2 separate regions of the Homo sapiens genome follow, and region 2 is linked to region 1. Evidence: chromatin loops called from intact Hi-C (ENCODE). Cell type or tissue: B cell. All regions are shown on one strand. Each heading gives the region's core, and the rest is flanking DNA. Links, peaks and the distances in the headings are about the cores only.

Evidence for each region. A loop is a pair of places that touch in the nucleus more often than their neighbours do. Peaks named below come from ENCODE experiments on the same cell type or tissue, not always from the same donor. Only the 100,000 strongest peaks of a DNase experiment are listed, where the experiment ranks them.
Region 2: a loop joins it to region 1, with 4 times the contacts of the local background. A loop is called at or near these places in 1 of 110 quality-filtered maps.

The regions. Positions count from the first base shown.
Region 1 is chr3:186,254,256-186,257,170 of GRCh38, forward strand. The region is part of intron 17 of DGKG (diacylglycerol kinase gamma); the gene reads right to left. Among named protein-coding and RNA genes, the nearest start is that of DGKG, 110 kb to the right of the region's middle. RefSeq lists enhancers at 792-851, 952-1,241, 1,272-1,321 and a silencer at 1,902-1,981. In B cell, for the core only: a CTCF peak has its summit at 1,541; DNase peaks (open chromatin) are centred at 686, 1,166 and 1,656; H3K4me3 peaks cover 1,927 bases; H3K27ac peaks cover 2,453 bases.
Region 2 is chr3:186,340,772-186,343,686 of GRCh38, forward strand. All of the region lies in intron 1 of DGKG (diacylglycerol kinase gamma), which reads right to left. Among named protein-coding and RNA genes, the nearest start is that of DGKG, 20 kb to the right of the region's middle. In B cell, for the core only: no CTCF peak of the experiment used is centred there; a DNase peak (open chromatin) is centred at 1,610; H3K27ac peaks cover 557 bases.

The DNA of each region.
Region 1 (2,915 bases), core at 180-2,679:
TCAAGCTAGGGTTGTCCTGGCAAACTGGGAGCTCATAGGTCCTCCAGGTTGTCTGACCTATATCAGAAATGGCTGAGCGCAGGCAAGACCCAGGACTGAGATGGCCACTGGAAGGCTTGAGATAGAGAGCAAAACAATGCAATGGCCCCTCTCGTTGTCCTCAGAACATGTGTTCAGAGCACTGCCTCCCTGCCTTTGCACAGCCTGCTCCCTTTGCCTAGAAGGCTCTTGTTTCCTGTGTCTGCCCCTTCTTCTGTGTCCCCACCTCGGCAGGTCAACTGTTGTTATGGTGTTTAGGCTAGAAAGCTGTATGCCGCCCTAGGTTTTTCCTTTTCCCTCACACATCCATTCACATATCACATTCTATGTGTTGTCTCCTTACTAGATCTCCAAGCAATCTCTTCTCTCTATCCCCATGGTGATGCCTGAGTGCAGGTATGATTCCTTCCCACTGGTATCGCTGCAACAGCCTCCTCTCGGCTCTCTCCGCCTCCAGTTCCACCCTCCTAGTGTGTCACCCACACTTTCACCAAGAAGGGAAGTCCATGAACCACAGTCCCTCGCACTGGCTCACTGCTTTCACTTCTGGGATGGGGCTGTGTGGCTCCTCATGGCCCCATAGCCTACCACAGTAGGCCCAGGAAGCAGGCTCTGCCTTTCTCCCTAGCCTCATCCTTCTGCACATCCTGCCTCCCACGCAACATGTCAACCGTTCTCAAGTGTTTTCACTTCCTTAAAGCACAAAGCTCTCTGTGGCTCAGCTCAGAAGCTGCCTTTGGGAGACCCTCCCTAGTTGCCCCAGCCTGGACCTGGTGCCTCGTCAGAATATTTCCTTAGCACCAGAAATGATCTCTTTGTACTCTCTTGTAATTATCTCCTTGTTTGTTCCCTGAATGTATTGTAACCTCCCCGAGGGGGACTGGGTCTCATTCTCACAGCATCTTCATACATATCGACTGAAGCCTGCTATATGCAGATGCAGTGTTAGGTGCTCCGGCTCTGAGAGTGGGCAAAAAAGCCGTGGCTTGGGTTCTCATGGTGCTTACCGACTGTCCAGTGGGACAGACAGATAATAATGAGGAATCCATGGAGATAATGCATCATTTCACATTCACGTTGGAAAACAAACAGAGGAGCACTGTCGTATAAGAAGGTGACTGAGGCTGGTGGGTGTGTCAGGGGAGGCTCCCCTGAGTAAGCCACATGTCAGCTGAGATCTGGAGTGGAAGCTGACTGAGTGAAGGCTGGGGCAGCACTGCAGACAGGGTGGCCAACTTGTGTGAAGGCCCTGAGGTGCAAGGGAGACTGGAACGCCCAGGGGTCTGAGAGATGGGCCGGGACCTGAGTCCAGATGGAGAGGGATGGAGGTAGAAATAAGGCTGGAAGGGTGCGCAGCAGCTGGACCACCCAGGGCCCTGTAGATTACTTCAAGGGTTTTGTCTTTATCCCAAGAATAATGGAAGCCACTGGTGTGCTTTATGCACACCATGCACCCAGTGACATGCAGGAAAGATCGCTATGGGTGTAGGGAGAGAACAGATCAGAGAGGGGACCATGGGGGGGCGCTGCAGAGCACTGAACAAGTGCTGAAATGAGAGTGAACGGATGAATATCTTACGCAGTTATCCCTTTTGCTTCTGCTTTTTTCTCTTTGGGTCACTAACCTGTGAAAAAAACTAATGTTTCTTCCTCCTTCTGTGATCTTCCTTCTTTCTGTTTTGAGCAGCTTCTATCACCTGTGTCCTCTGCGGATGAACTGCATAAAGCTCTCCGCCAAAGCCTACTTCTCCCTCATGGTGGAGAGGGAGCCGTGTGAGTAGTCCGGTACCGCAGCCATCCACCCTCTGCAGATCAGCTTTTCCTTCCTTGGCTCCCGGAGGACTCCTCCCTCCTCCCACAAACAACTCCAGAGCCCAAGGTGACAGGAGAGCGTGGGTGGCTGCTTGGCAGGGCTGTGTCCATGGCAACCAAAGCGCCCGGGGGAGTGGCGGGCGGCAGGTGTACGGTCCTGCAGCCTTCTCGCCCAGCTAGGTGGTCTACTTACAGCCCCCGGAGGCACGGCTTTCTCTGCCCTGGTCACGGTCTAGTCCTGGCTTGTCCTTGACTTCCCTCGTCCTCTCATCTCCCACATACAGTCTGTCAGCAAATCGTATTGCCTTCACCTTCTAAAGATATCCAGAAGCTGGCCACTTCTCACCACCACTCTGTTTCTCCTGTGGTCCAAGCCCTGGACATCTCTCACTTGGACTGCTGCAGTGGCCTCCGAACTGATCTCCCCGCTTCTGCCCTCTTCTCTTAATCTGTCATGTTCCTCCTTTGCTCAAAACCATCCAATGTCATGGGACCCTCCCAGTATAAAAGCCATATTCCATAGAATGCCCTATATGTCCTAGTCACCTGGCCCCTCGTCACCTCTGCTTCATCCGCTGTAGCTTTTCTCGAATCCACTCTGCTTTGACCATGCTGGCCTGCCTCCAGCAGCCTGGCCTGCTCCCACTGCAGGGCCTTCGTCTTTGCTGTTCCTTCTGCCTGGACTGCCCTTCCTCAGGTATCCACTTGACTCACCCCTCCTCCAGATCTCCATGCCAATGTTGTCTTCTCTGTCAGGTGTTAGATTGCAGCCTTGAGCTCCCTGTGCCCCTTCCCTGCTGTACTTTAAACACTTCCTGACATACTATGTCTCACTTATTTAATTGTTCATTGCCTGTCTCTTTCCTCTACATGGTGTGCTCCATGAAAGTGGAATTTTTGTCCGTTCATTCCCTGCTGTATCTCCAGTGCCTTGGGGAGAGCTTGACACATCATGGAGCACAGGCAGCATTTTTGGGATGAAGAATGGAAAGCCCAGGGCTCATCGCTCAGGGCCCAGTCTCTGACTTTGATGACTGTCCTCCCCAGTGCTCCCCCGGCCGCTT
Region 2 (2,915 bases), core at 178-2,677, 87 kb after region 1:
ATTTACCTTTAGTCTCCTTCCCCTCTCTGAAATCTCAATACCAAATCAGACATCAATTCGCCAAGTTTTGTCTTTTATCTTTCAGCTCTGCCCCTTTCTCTCCATTAAATTCCTTGTAACAGCACCTCCAGTTTCTGGGTAGGGGCTTCTTAATGGCCCTAGCAGGTCTCTGGTCTCATAACTATCTTCTCACTCATTTTAGTCTGTTCTGCACATGAGACTACCGAAAACCACAAGCTTCAATTATTTTCCAGGTCAAGAACTAAACTATCAGTTTGTGTTCAGTGCCTTTTCCAAGTATTCAAGGTACTTTATCTCCTAGGCTAACTGGATCTCCCACTAGTTTGAGGGGCGAGACTGTGAAGGACTTGGGAATAGGGATAATGTTGTCATTGTTCTTTCTGCTGATCATTGGGATTCTGGGATAACAAAGAAGCAGATATCACTAAGTGGCTGTAGATTTCTGGACCATGATTTATCATATGCTGGAAGGGTAAGTTCATGTCTGGTCATGAAGGACTTGCATCTACTAAGCATGGGGGACATGTATTTAGTACAGGGTGATGAGTAAGAGGATCAAAGAGCTGGGATAGAGCCAGATGCAGTGGTACACAACTGTAGTCCTAGCTACTTGGGAGGCTGAGGAAGGAAGATGGCTTGAGCCAAGAAGTTCAAGACCAACCTGGGCAATATAGTGAAACCACCAACTCAGAAATAAAATAAAATATAAAAGAGTTGGGATGATACCATGATACCATGAATCTATCCAGGAACTGCTGGTAAAACAAAGACAAGAGAGGGAAGGTACCTGGTGACACGTACACATATGTATACATAATTATAAAGAATACTAGAGAAGTGTCTGTTCATGTCCTTCGCCCACTTTTTGATGGGGTTGTTTGTTTTTTTCTTGTAAATTTGTTTGATATAAAGACACATGCACACGTATGTTTACTGCAGCATTATTCACAATAGCAAAGACTTGGAACCAACCCAAATGTCCAACAATGATAGACTGGATTAAGAAAATGTGGCACATATACACCATGGAATACTATGCAGCCATAAAAAATGATGAGTTCATGTCCTTTGTAGGGACATGGATGAAATTGGAAAACATCATTCTCAGTAAACTATCGCAAGAACAAAAAACCAAACACCCCATATTCTCACTCATAGGTGGGAATTGAACAATGAGGACACATGGACACAGGAAGGGTAATATCACACTCTGGGGACTGTTGTGGGGTGGGAGGAGTGAGGAGGGATAGCACTGGGAGATATACCTAATGCTAGATGACGAGTTAGTGGGTGCAGTGCACCAGCATGGCACATGTATACGTATGTAACTAACCTGCACAATGTGCACATGTACCCTAAAACTTAAAGTATAATAAAAAAAAATACTAGAAACTACATTAATGGGCTGAATAGTCTAGACAGCAAGAGATTGATTTGTTACGGAAATTCACGACCCTAAGGATAGAGCACCTAGAGATATCATGAGTGAGCAGAATATGGTAAAGAACACATGTGAGTTCATTATGAGCATTTTCTACAGGCCGCTTGGCCACAGGAAGAAATGGAGGGTGGATTCTTAGCCACTGTTATTCTGTCATAAGGGAAGTTACAGCAGTGAAAGTGGTCTTGTGCTGACTGAACACTTGCAAAACGCCCTTTTCAGCTAAAAATAGCGCATCAGACAAGTCTCTTCATTTCCCTTGTTGACATGGAATAAAGAAGCTTAACTAGATACACTCCTCTGTCTCTCATTCTTTATTTTTTTATTTGATTTTTTGTTTTGTTTTATTTCTGTTTTTTTTCTCTCGGTCCCTCATTCTGACCAACAGAAAGACCCTGCTTGGTGAAGCAAGCAGAAGAGACATATTAGGAGAAACAAGCCACTCCAGCTCAGAAGACATGATTGTCAATGAGGAGAAGGCTGGCTGTAATAAGTAGCCAAGAAGTCTAGATTTAGGCAGTCTAAAAAGTTAAAAAGAAGATAGTTATGATTAGATGAGATTCTGGAATAGAGGCAGCCTGAAGTTTTCCAAAATGGGGAAGCGTTCAAAAATCATTCCAATAAAAAGGGAAAAGAAATGGTCCTTTTAAAAAATGTGCCTGCAGGCTCACCCACAGATTCCCATCTGAAAAAGACACTTAGAAAAAAAGGAAAAGAAAGGCACACAACCAAGGAACATATAGGAAGATGGCACAAACTTAAACGGAAAAATTATAATGTGAAAAAAATAGCTGAAAGTGATCTGAAATACTAAATGACAATAACAACAAAAAACCCCACTATGGGCCAAAAAAAGTTGGAGGAATTCTGGGAACTGGGCCAGTTCATTTTAGACCCATAAGAGCAAAGAACAGCTTAGTCTATCGCTTGTGAACGAGGATTACCAGAACCTCCATGGAGGCTACTGAACCACTTTCGTTGATCTTTGAAGAATTTTGGAGAAAAACAACAACAAGAAGCCAGAGGACCAGAAACAAGCAAATCTAATCTTCTTTCTTTCTTTTCTTTTTTTTTGGAGACAAAGTCTCACTCTGTCATCCAGGCTGGAGTGCAGTAGCGCAGTCTTGGCTCACTGCAACTTCTGCCTCACGGGGTGAAGTGATCCTCCCACCTCAGCCTCCTGAGTAGCCAGGACCACAGATGCGCACCACCATGCCTTGCTAATTTTTTTGTATTTTTGGTAGAGACGGGATTTCACCATGTTGCCCAGGCTGGTCTCAATTTCCTGACCTCAAGCAATCTGCCTGCCTCCCAAAGTGCTGGGATTATGTGTGAGCCACTGCACCTGGACTATCTTATTTTTATTATCAAAAAAGTGGAAGAAAATATATTCCACAAACTATCAACAGCGTGAGCATGATACTAGTCTTAGCTAAGAATCCAAATCATATTT